2 separate regions of the Homo sapiens genome follow, and region 2 is linked to region 1. The links are chromatin contacts, found by Hi-C or POLR2A ChIA-PET in ENCODE. All regions are on one chromosome and are shown on one strand. Each heading gives the region's core, a stretch centred on a gene start or an enhancer-like site at or near the end of the contact. The rest is flanking DNA. Distances are from core to core; before and after follow the strand shown.

Region 1 (6,272 bases), core at 1,780-4,279:
GCCCACCACCACACCCAGCTAAGTTTTATACTTTTTGATAGAGATGAGGTTTTGCCGTGTTGCCCAGGCTGGTCTCAAACTCCTGGGATCAAGTGATCCTCCTGCCTCGGCCTCTCAAAGTGCTGGGATTACAGGCATGAGCCACCATGCCTGGCCTTATTTTTGTTTGTTTTAATTTCATTGATTTCTGCTTTTTTTTTAATCTTCCCTTTAACCTACTTTGGGTTTAATTTGCTTTTTTCCTTAAAGTTTAAATTTAGGTTATTGAATTGAGCCCTTCTTTTTGAAAACAGGCAAATATAAGAATATCAGAAGAGGGCCGGGTGCAGTGGCTCACACCTGTAATCCCAGCACTTTGGGAGGCCAAGGTGGGCAGATCACTTTAAGTCAGGAATTCGAGACTAGCCTGGCCAACATGGTGGAAACCCCATCTCTACTAAGAATAACAAAAATTAGCCAGGCATGGTGGTGTGTGCCTGTAATCCCTGCTACTTAGCAGGCTGAGGCAGGAGAATCACTTGAGCCCAAGAGGCGGAGGTTACAGTGAGGCGAGTTTGTGCCATTGCACTCCAGCCTGGGCAACAAGAGCGAAACTCCAACTCAAGCAAAACAAAACAAAACCAAAAGAATATCAGAAGGAAAAATGCAAAAGTATATGACTTTTACAAATATATGACAAATTAAAATTGAATTTTGAGTTTTACCAATATTCTTACATTTGTATCATGGCTTTTTAAAGGTCTTTTTTCTGATAATATAAATAATACATCCTGTTAAAAAAATTTCAAAGGATATAGAGAATAATGAGGAATGGCATTAGTCAGGAAAGGCCAAATCCCATTGACTTAATGCAACAAAGGTTTATTTCTTGCTCATACTATACACCCATTGTGAATCGCCAGGGGCTTTGCTTCACATGGTCACTCAAGGACCCAGGTTGACAGAGGCTCCACCATCTTGTAATGTACCATCTGGAATGCATTGCCTCCCCGCCTCCCCAGCCCATGATGGGGAAGACAACAATGAAGGGCAACTCATCTGCAATAAAATGTTTTGGCCTGGTAGACCATTAACTGTAGGGATCAAAGAACAAAAATCCTCCATGGGCAGAAGCAGAGATGAAGCAGGCATGTGGGTGAGCACTATAATTCTACACTGAAGGAGAAAAATAAAAATCATCTATCCCCTACCTTGAGATAACCTCTGCTTGCTGTCTTCTGCCTGGCCTCACTGGCCTTCCTTATCGCCAGCCTTATGTTTGGGTTGGTGGGAATTACTCCTGCTTCTGGCAGATCACTGATAATTCTTGGTTATGTTCTACCTTTGCGCCTCTTTTGTCAGATTTTATCAGTGTATAAATAAAACAGGAAAGGACAAATCAAGAATCTCTCACTAGTTGTCTTAATAAGGAAATTTCATATTTCTTTTTAAAACTTTGCTTTAGAATATCTCTGGAAATATATACAAATAACTGGTTATAGTGGTTGTATCTAGGGAGGGAAACTGGCTAGACAGCGCTGGGCAGAGTGGGGGTGTTGGAGGGAGGATTGGGTGGCACAGGTAACTTTCACTGTAATACACATCTGTCACCCAAGTTTTGTATCATGTAAATTATATCACCTATTTTTAAAAATAAGTAAAATAAAAACATTTCCATATTTTCTATATTGAATATAACTGTACTGTGCAAATGGATGAATGCAAAACATTATCAGAGTTGAGTGACTTTTTTTTTCCACTGAATTTGGACACATCAAGCGAAGACCACATTTCAAATACAAACTCTTCAAAGTTTATATTTACCTTTTGGAGGGATAAAATTTCATTATCCAAATGGATAGTCAAGTCACAATCCTATGGATATCAGTAATCAGTACAGTCACTGTTACTTGAATGTCGCTTTTTTATTTTTTTAATTATTATTTTTTTTTTGAGATAACTGTGTCTCACTCTGTTGCTCAGGCTGGAGTGTAGTGGTGCAATCTCGGCTCACTGCAACCTCCCCGTCCTAGGTCCAAGCGATTCTCCTGCTGCAGCCTCCTGAGTAGCTGGGATTACAGGCGCCCGCCACCACGCCTGGCTAATTTTTGTATTTTTAGTAGAGATGGGGTTTCAGCATGTTGACCAGGCTGGTCTTGAACTCCTGGCCTCAGGCAATCCGCCTGCACCAGCCTCCCAAAGTGCTGCGATTACAGGCATGAGCCACCACATGTTGGTTTTTTAGAAAGCTCTTTCACATACATACATTGGGTCCTTTTCTACATTTCCAGTGAGTTAAGCCATAATTGTGGTTTACTGAAGAACGTGAGCTTTGAAGTCAGACTTGAGGTTGAACTTTAGCTCCAACACTTACGAGTCATGGGACCTAGGGAAATGTACTTATTAACCACAAGCCTGTTTTCCTCATGGGGAAAAATTATATATACCTTTTATGACTGTTGTTAAGAATTAGAAAAACAGTATGTAAAACCCCTGATAAGGCTATTTCTCCCACAGGCTTGCTCCACTTATCGGGCTCACCAAATACAGCTGCAGTATGAATTCCATCTTCTACACAACAGTAAACCAGAATGTTCATGTTCACAGCGTTCATCTCCCATCCTGTTGTCTAACGCACATGGTTTTTTTAAACTTTTCTAAGATTGCATGAGATTCTGCAACACAACTGATTATAAAAACACTTGAAGTTTTTACCTTTTTTTTTACTTTCCAACTCTCGTGAATGTACAGAGGACTTTCCAGAAGCTACATGATGTGTGATATTTCAGCTGATGAAATGTAGATGTATAGGTAATCGGTCAGAGTGGTGGGAGAAACTGTTGGGAAAGGAGCAGGCCTTCTGAAAGGTCGGAAGGCTTCAGGGGAGAATAAGCTGAACGCAGCTGTTCTCTGACCTTGAGGCAGAGGGCAAGGAGTAGGTACAAGGACGTGTAGGAGAATTTATCTTAAATAGGCTTGTTCACTTGTGTTGTCCAGAAACGACTTTTGATCATCAGCGCGCATGACTGCTCCCTGAAAGGAAGAACAATAATGTTAATTACCCGCAGACTGTGTTTGCTCCAGGCTTTCGGCATTATGTCTGTACTGAATAAAAGCAAGCAGCTCCAGCTGTTCGAGGCTGCTCTCTTCTTCAGCCATTAGTGCCGGGCAGCCCACTAGCTGCTGTTACACTGCATATCTGTGTCTGAGTACTCCTTTCTTCAGTTGCTTGGCCAGGGTCTGTGGGACAGACCCAGCAGCTGGTGCCCTGTGTGAGGAACGCTGCAATGGATCGCGACGGAACCCTCGAAAACGAAGGTGAAGAGACTGCGCAGTAAGCCAGTAATTGGAATTGGAGCCCTCTTGGGATTTCCAAGTTCGAGGGAATTTTCAAGCTAGGGTTTCACATTGGGACAACACTTACTCAACAGAAACAGCATATAAAAGTATTGAAACAACTGCTTAAAGCTGGTGGAGCCTCAGTTTGAGGCCCAATTAAGGGACCTAATGCAAACTCTTGTTTTCCATAACCCATAGTTCCCAGAAGAAGGCACGTTAGACCTAGAGCTCTGGGAGCAAGTGGGAAGAAATCTTAAACGACATCATGCACAAGGGCAATGGGGTCCCAGTAACATCTTTAACATTATGGGCCTTAGTTAGGGCTGCTTGGGAGGAAGAACCATCATCTACCTTACTGCCTCCGCCTCCTCCCCCAGCCCCACCGTTACCGGGTAAAGGTGCCACAGAGGAGACAGAGGTTTTCCCTGAGCCCCCTCCCCCAATAAACTGGAAAAAGGACAAGGGATACACTACAGTTATGGGACCCTGTCTTAAGCAAGCGGCATTAGAAGGGGAGCTCTTGGTCTGCCTGGTAATGCAAGATCAACAAGGCAATCGGGTACATGAACCCATTACTTTCAACACTTACAAAGAGATAAGAAAAAGCATTAGAGAAAATGGAGCCGCTAGCCCGTTTATGAAAGGATTAATTGAGGCCATGGCAGACAACTTCCATATGACCCCATGGGACTGGTCAGTGCTAACTAAAACAACTTTAGAGGCAAGTCAATACCTCCTCTAGAGGGCAGAATTTGATGAATTATGTGCAGCAGACCGCTTTACGCAAAGCCAGAACACGAGCTGTAACTACTGCGCCTGTCAAACCTGGCACTGCACACATCTGTACTCTTCAATCAACAAAACCTGATGCAAAAAAAAGGGGGAGATGTAGATCAGTCAGAGTGGTGGGAGAAACTGTAGGGAAAGGAGCAGGCCTTCTGGAAGGCCGGAAGGCTCTACATAGCTTCCGGGGGAGAATAAGCTGAAGGCAGCTGTTTTCTGACCTTGAAGAGGGCAAGGAGTAGGTACAAGGACGTGTAGGGGAATTTATCTTAAATAGGCTTGTTCACTTGTGTTGTCCAGAAACCGACCTTTGATCATCCGCATGCATTACTGCTCCCTGAAAGGGGGGACAGTAATGTTAATTACCCACAGACTGTGTTTGCTCCAGGCTTTCGGCATTATGTCTGTACTGAATAAAAGCAAGCAGCTCCAGCTGTTCAAGGCTGCTCTCTTCTTCGGCCACTAGTGCTGGGCAGCCCCCTAGCTGCTGTTACACTGCTTATCTGTGTCTGAGTACTCCTTTCATCCGTTGCTCGACTAGGGTCTGTGGGACAGACCCGGCATAGATGAAAATTCAGCTGTCTGCTATTAAGCCAGACACTAAAGCAAGTTGTGAAATGTGAAACAATGCCACTCTGCTCACTAAATTATTGTTTGGTAAAATATAGTAATTTTTACCATATTATTTAAATAACATTTTAAAAATGTTATTGATGTTAACATGCATCAAGGGTCAAAGGGTCCTGAAACCAAACACTTTGGAGGACAGCTGCTTTATCCTGTGGCTGAAAACTATAAAGCAAGATTCCTTTAAGTAAATGTGGTGTATGCATCAATCTCTCCATCTTTGGTGTGCTTTCAATCCAAGTATCCCCTTTCTTCCTTTTGCAAGAAAGAAACTAAGAATGTAAGCAGTTACTTCCTGGCTTCAGTCCCACAAAAAGCTACAATTTTTCTAAGCAGTGATCTGGAACCAGTTTAACTGGACTCTTGCTATTAAGATAGCTCTTAATGATGTTTCATTTTGTTTTCTATCTTTCACACAGAGCTTACTCACATAGCATATTGGTATATCAAAATGAAATGCAAGGAACCAAAAATAACATAATTGAAGGCAGTAAAAGTGAAATTAAATAGGAAGATCATCAGTCAAGGAAGACCCACTGGAGAGTAAGTATGCAAGTTGTTAATAATTAATTGGGTTACAAAGGGAAAAACAGAGACTGGGTCAGTGAAACGAAATCATGGTTTGTTTCCCTGAGGCCCTGCTAATACCTCCAAACTGGGCCAGATCGTAAAGCAAGATACCTTGAAAAGGACTTTCATGTTAACTTTTCAGGTTGCATATGAGTTCATTCACAAGTAGTTTAAAGAATCATGCAGGAAAAGGACCAGATCTTGTAAATCTCTTGAGTCCCTGTATTTTGTGAACATTTTTCTAGAGAAAATTCAGGTAGCTTATCAAAGGATTTCTGTCTTGTTCAGGGAGTTGTTTTAAAAAACAAAATATTGGAATTTTGAACACTTATAGTGGTTTACAGGGTAATTGGGGTAGAGTACATAAAATTGGTGTCGTCTAAGAAAGCTCTGATTGGTTTCCATGATCGTGGTATTCAGGAACTATCGTAAATTGGCCAAAATCTTGTTTTCCAGTTTCTTCCTTTCGCTTTTTATTGCCTCAAGTTGCCTGTCTTCCCCGCTCTTATTTTTCTTCTAGCTTTATGATTCTCTTACATGTTCCATGTCGGACTTGTCTTCTTTATTCCAGTCATCTTCTGAAGAGGTTCTTGGTTCCTGCCTTGGTGGCTGTAGCTGATTCTCTTTCTCCTCTGTGGACCTTCCTCATCCCCTAGGAGACACAAGCGTCCTCCTCCAGGTCCTCCTCCTCCCTACTTTTGTCATCTTCCAGGTGCCTCCACCTGTCAAGAGTCAATGATGAAACGGGAACTTGGAAAACATCCCTTGGATGTTGCCTACCTGGCTTTTCTTTTTGCGACAGAGTGTCAATCTGGCACCCAGGCTGGAATGCAGTGGCATGACTTGGCTCACCACAGCCTTGACCTCCTGGGCTTAGGTGATCCTCCCACCTCTGCCTCCCAAGTAGCTGGAACTATAGGCCCCCACCACCACACCCGAGTAATTTTTGTATTTTTTGTAGAGACTAGGTTTCA
Region 2 (6,272 bases), core at 1,055-3,554, 230 kb after region 1:
TCCTTGAAATTCAACAGCTTGCTTTGTGGACAATGGCTAACAATGAGTCATTTGGTCTATCTGAAGGTCTCCTTTCCTAGATTTGCTCTTGTTTACTCTAGGACTTAAGGATCACTTAAGAACCAGATGGCTGGGTGCAGTGGATGACGCCTGTAATCCCAGCACTTTGGGAGGCCAAAGCGGGTGGATTGCTTGAGACCAGGAGTTCGAGACCAGCCTGGGCAACATAGTGAAACAACCGTCTCTACAATTTGCTGGGCGTGGTGGCATATTCCTGTCATCCCAGCTGCTCGGGAGGCTGAGGTGGGAGGATTGCGTCAGCCCTGGAGGGTGAGGCTGCAGTGAGCCCTCGAGTCTGGGTGACAAAGCAAGACACTTGTCTCAAAAAATAAAAATCTGAATAGTTTATATCCCTAGCTTATTCCAGAATATACTGGAATTTACTGTGCACGATGCTAAATAAGGCTAATAAAAACAACCTCTGCCCTTGATGTTAAACGTAGAAAACAGACATACTGAGATGTTCATCTCCACAATGAATAGTCCAGTGACAAAAGCCAAATAAATGCATGAAAATATACATTATGTAATCATGATGGTTCACTAATGAAACTTATAGGAATTTTATTTAACATTCTTTTGTAATTAATGCTGGACATTTTTCAGGTTTATGGTAGATTCCACAGCTTTCTGGGTTTATATATACACAATAAGAATAGAATCTTTAGATCAATCTCTTAACATACACACTATGAGATTGTTTTTGGCTTTTGTGCTGAGAAATATGAATTGGATTTTGCCTGGGAATGGGAGAGCAGATTGTCAGCTGCTTCTGCTTAGATTAGATCTTTTACAGTCCATCTCTGAAATTTATAATTAAAATGAATCCAGCTCAGAATTTAAGAGTGATTTTTGTGGCAGTGCGATTCACTTTCATGTAACTTGTGCCTTACTGGTGTTGACATTTTATTTTTACTCCAATTACTATTTTTAGTATTTGTATGGATAAACAAATTATAAGTACCTAAGAATTAGTGGCTGTTTAATGTGATCTTTTACAAGATATCTGAAAATGAAAGCCCATGCCAGATGGATTCACTAGACTTGAGAGGGTTAAGTTTTCATCAACAATTTAGCTGGTCAGAAGCAAATTCCAATTGTTTAAGAAAGAGCCTGTTGAAACGCTCTAGCAAAATTTTTGAAAATTTAGATGCTTTGTTTTTTCCATAAAAGGGAAGTGCTGGGTGGTTTCTAGAGGTAGTGCCACATAACCAGATTTAAAACTTGCATGAGATAAACTATCTGCAATGTGGGTGGCTACACTTGATGATTTTTACATTATTCATAATATATTTAGGAATAAAAACATGCAAAGGAACTTAAATACAGAAAATACAGAAATTTAGCTCACATTTTACGGCCTTTTACAGAAAATTTTTAAGAAAAAAAATTTTTGAGGCAGTAGATTTTTATTTAAACAGCCAGATTTTTTCTTTTTCTTTTTCTTTTTTCTTTTTTTTTTTTTCTTTTTTTTTTTTTTTTGAGACAGTAGTCTTGCTCTGTCACCCAAGCTGGAGTGCAGTGGTACGATCTCAGCTCACTGCAACCTCCGCCTCCCAGGTTCAGGTGATTCTCATGCTTCAGCCTCCCGAGTAGCTGGGATTACAGGAGTGTGCTACCACCCCCGCCTAATTTTTGTGTTTTTAGTAGAGACGGGATTTTACCATGTTGGCCAGGCTGGTCTTGAATTCCTGACCTCAAGTGATCCACCGCCTCGGCCTCCCAAAGTGCTGGGATTACAGGTGTGAGCTCCCGCACCCAGCTCAGATTTTTCAATTTAAAGATCATGAAAGAACATGCATTTATGTACAGTTTGGCTCAAGTTTATCCAGTTAGAAAGTATTCATTTTCTAACAGGGAAATTTGAATCAGCATGCTAAAGACTTGCTATCTTCCTAGATTATTTTATGTTTTAAATTTTAATTTATGTATTTATTGAGGGCCTTATAATGTGTCTAGCACTATGCTGATTCTGTAGGATTTGGGAAAATGTTAAATAATTTTTTGTGACAGACGGAATAAATGCATTTCAGAAAAGTTGGCTTAAAGTTTAAAAAAAAGGCCTGTGTGTATGTTATTCCTTTACTTAGAAGATATTTCCCATGATCAAAATAAAAATGAATGTTCTCCCCCAATAGTGGGGAGTACGTGGTAAGGCAGCGGGGTAGGCCTGGTGGACTGCAGTGTGCCTGGTTGGCAGAATACTGATTCTATCTGCTTCACCACCACCAGGGGCCAGTCTCTTGCTATAATGAAGGTCAGAGTTACCAGCACCATAGCCCTCTGGAGGAGCCAGTGTATTCACTACAGGCCGGTTACCTAGAGGTTCCAGGATTTTATCAGTGCTGATCATGTGTATTTTAATTTTACGGAACTATTAAAAGTCAATATACCGGCCGGGCGCGGTGGCTCACGCCTGTAATCCCAGCCCTTTGGGAGGCCGAGGCTGGCGGATTCCTTGAGGTCAGGGGTTTGAGACCAGCCTGGCTAACGTGGTTAAACCTCGTCTCTACAAAAATACAAAAACTATCCGGGTGTGGTGGTGCATGCCTTTTATCCCAGCTGCTTGGGAGGCCGAGGCAGGAGAATCGCTTGAACTGGGGAGATAGAGGTTGCAATAAGCTGAGATTGCACCACTGCACTCCAAACTGGGCGAGAGGGCGAAACTCCGTCTCAAAAAAAAAAAAAAAAAAAGAAGTCAATATACCCTTTGAACTGTTATTCAGAACGCTCTAATATGTTATCAGGGAACCTGGAAGGTTTTGTACTAGAATTGCTCTGCCCACTTTAACCATTCTGGATGTTAGAACTTCCATATAAATTAAACACAAATAGGGCCTGTTAAGTGCCAGGCACTGGAGATTCATCAAGCAAGAGTCTAATTGTGTCATGTTTCATCTGTGAAGAATACTTTCAGTTGAAAATAAAACCAGGGCTGCTTTTGGTCATTAAGACACAAAGGAATTCAATTAAAACAAAATCCAGGAAATTATCCACATTCTTCAGTTGTAAACTTTTTTTATTTTTTTTATTTTTTGAGACGAAGTCTCGCTCTGTCTCCAGAGTACAGTGGTGCGATCTCGGCTTACTGCAACCTCTGCCTCCCAGGTTCACACCATTCTCCTGCCTCAGCCTCCCGAGTAGCTGGGACTACAGGCTCCCACCACCACGCCTGGCTAATTTTTTTGTATTTTTTTTTTAGTAGAGATGGGGTTTCAACGTGTTAGCCAGGATGGTCTCTATCTCCTAACCTCATGATCCGTCCGCCTCGGCCTCCCAAAGTGCTGGGATTACAGGCGTGAGCCACCGCACCTGGCCAGTTGTGAACTTTCTATATCAAATGTTGCATGGCATTACAATAGTGTCATTTACTATGACCTGGCATTCATATGCAAAGAAAAACTTTTTAAAAATAGTGTTACTCACAAATTTTAATCCATGGATATTTACAGACATTCAAATTGTCAATTAGAAACATGATTTCAGTGGTGTTTTGATTATGTTGCTATTTCGCAAACACTACTTTTTGGAAAAAAAAAATAGAGATGGGGTCTATGTTGGCCAGGAAGGTCTTGAACTCCTGGCCTCAGGCGATCCTCCTTCCTCAGCCTCCCAAAGTGCTAGGATTACAGGGATGAGCCACCACGCCCTGCCCACTAAACACTTATGTACTGGAGGTAAATATTTGAAATGTCTTTTCCCAAGGAAAGACATTTATCTTTTAATCCTATTGAAAATTAATTTTTGCCATACCTCAATTCCAGGCAGTTATTTACCTCATTGCCCAAAATAACTGTACAATGTGCAGTAAGTTGCATTAAACAACCTCAGATCTTCTCCACAGATTTTTTTCATCAACAACTTTTTAGATTTGTTGTGTTATTGACAACACTTTATAATCTGCTCATTTTAGCCAGGTGTGGTGACTCATGGCTGTAATCCCAGCACTTTGGGAGACTGAGGCAGGCGGATCACCTGAGGTCGGGAGTTCCAGACCTGCCTCGCCAACATGGAGAAACCCCGTCTTTACTAAAAATACAAAATTAGCTGGGCATGGTGGCACATGCCTGTAATCCCAGCTACTCGGGAGGCTGAGGCAGGAGAATAGCTTGAACCCAGGACACAGAGGTTGTGGTGAGCAGATATTGCACTATTGCACTCCAGCCTCAAAATAATAATAATAATAATAATAATCTGCTCATTTTAACTTGGTAGTAAGAGTAATCAGGAAGTATGAAATCTGTCAATCACAAAGTACAAGAATTTTTAGGCTGGGCGCGGTAGCTCACACCTGGAATCCCAGCACTTTGGGAGGCCGGGGCAGGCAGATCACTCCTGAGGTCAGGAGTTTGAGACCAGCCTGACCAACATGGCAAAACCCCATCTCTACTAAAAATATAAAAAATTAGCTGGGCTTGGTGGCACACGCTTATAATCCCAGCTACTAGGGAGGCTGAGACAGGAGAATCACTTGAACCCGGGAGGCAGAGGTTGCAGTGAGCCGAGATCATGCCACTGCACTCCGGGCTGGGCAACAGAGGGAGACTGTCTCAAAAAAAACAGAATTAAAAAAAATTTTTAAATAGAGGGGGAGGCTGGGCACGGTGGCTCACGCTTGTAATCCCAGAACTTTGGGAGGCTGAGGCAGGTGGATCACCTGAGGTCAGGAGTTTGGGAACAGCCTGGCCAACATGGTGAAACCCATCTCTACTAAAAATATAAAAATTAGCCGGTAGTCCCAGCTACTTGGGAGGCTGAGGCAGGAGAATCGCTTGAACCCGGGAGGTGGAGGTTGCAGTGAGCCGAGATTGAGCTACTGCACTCCACCCTGGGTGGCAGAGTGAGACTCTGTCTCAAAATAATAATAATAATAATAATAATAATAATAATAATAAATAGAGGGGGAAGCTGGTACCTTATAACCGTAATGGGGCCTGGTGTTTTTAACTTATGTTTGATTTTCAGTGATGCCAAAGTAAGTTAACTTTCCCAAAAGAAGTTACTCCTCATGTTAGGTCCAGTAAATGGAAATATTATTTATGGGTTATAATTGCTGACCTTGTCCAGACATGTGTTAAACATTTTGTACATGTCTCATTTAATTCAAACAGTCCTCTGACAGTGTTTCCCACCCCAGAACTACTGAACTGAAATCTCTGGGAGGTAGGATCTGGGACTAGCATCTCAGGTCAGCCTCAGATTAAGTTTTGAGAGCCACCAGCCTGTACGAATATGTGCTATTATACCCATTCAATAGATGGAGGGGGAAATAGATGTAAGGAAGTTAGGTAGCTTATTCATGGTCCGTATGGCTCCAGTACGCCATTGCCTCTCAAGAAAACAAATACAAAATTTGCACTAAAATATCAGTTTCAGGCCAGGTGCAGTGGCTCACGCCTGTAATCTCAGCACTTTGGGAGGCTGAGGCAGGCAAATCACCTGAGGTCAGGAGTTTGAGACCAGCCTGGCCAACATAGTGAAACCCCGTCTCTACTAAAAAAAAAAAAAAAAAAAAAAAAATTAGCCGAGCTTGGTAGTGTATGCCTGTAATCCTAGCTACCCAGGAGGTTGAGGCAGGAGAATTGCTTGAACCTGGGAGGTGTAGGTTGCAGTGGGCTGAGATCACATCACTGCATTCCAGCCTGGGCGATAGAGTGAGACTCTATCTCAAAAATTGAAAAAAATAATAAAAATAAAAATAAAATAAAATATCAGTCTCACTGGGAGAAAGTACACACACACAACTAGTGCACTGTTTGTCAGTGTCTTGCTTACTTCTTGATGGCCATCTCTGGGTATCTGTTTAAGGCCTTACTTCCTTCTCTGAAACTGCATTGACTCAACCCTGCCAGGCTTTTTCCATAATGTTGTGCTCTATCTTTCAATGGTTTGAGCCTCCAATGTCATGTACCTATGAAATACACTTTCTCAGGCAGCCCAAGATCCCTTTCTTTGAAATTCTCAGAACTGTGTGGTAGCCCATCATAAATGACTCCTACTGCCATCATGGGATGTGAGCCTGTCCAACAAAATAGTACTGTTGCTGGCCTCCTCAGTTGACTATGACTCCCTTGGATAAAAAAAGTACAGGAGGCTGCTGATTTCTAGGGAAGGAGGGAGGGTGCCTCTAATCCACTAGATGACTGCTGGGGTTAGATCTCTTGAGTATCTTGGAAAGTTATCTATGGTGACCATCCAAGATGTGCCACCAG

The links. A loop is a pair of places that touch in the nucleus more often than their neighbours do. ChIA-PET counts read pairs that join two places held with the same protein, here RNA polymerase II (POLR2A). Pooled maps may share reads with other maps.
Region 2: a map of K562 shows a loop between it and region 1 (2.1-fold over the local background). The contact joins two enhancer-like sites. A Hi-C loop is called at or near these places in 1 of 168 maps with a recorded cell type or tissue (K562) and 2 of 50 pooled maps. POLR2A ChIA-PET finds 5 or more read pairs at or near these places in 2 of 52 experiments (H1 and OCI-LY7).

Annotation. Positions count from the first base shown.
Region 1 is chr3:170,074,627-170,080,898 of GRCh38, forward strand. It overlaps GPR160 (G protein-coupled receptor 160), which reads left to right. Exons shown (of 4, transcript NM_014373.3): 3 at 5,148-5,271. It overlaps LOC124909456 (a long non-coding RNA gene), which reads right to left and starts at 6,144. Exons shown (of 2, transcript XR_007096157.1): 1 at 5,836-6,144; 2 at 841-3,012. Within about 2 kb of position 3,030, at least 2 of the 41 ENCODE cell types and tissues checked have a DNase peak (open chromatin) inside an H3K27ac peak, as active enhancers do.
Region 2 is chr3:170,308,032-170,314,303 of GRCh38, forward strand. No RefSeq gene overlaps it. Among named protein-coding and RNA genes, the nearest start is that of SKIL, 47 kb to the right of the region's middle. Within about 2 kb of position 2,305, at least 3 of the 41 ENCODE cell types and tissues checked have a DNase peak (open chromatin) inside an H3K27ac peak, as active enhancers do.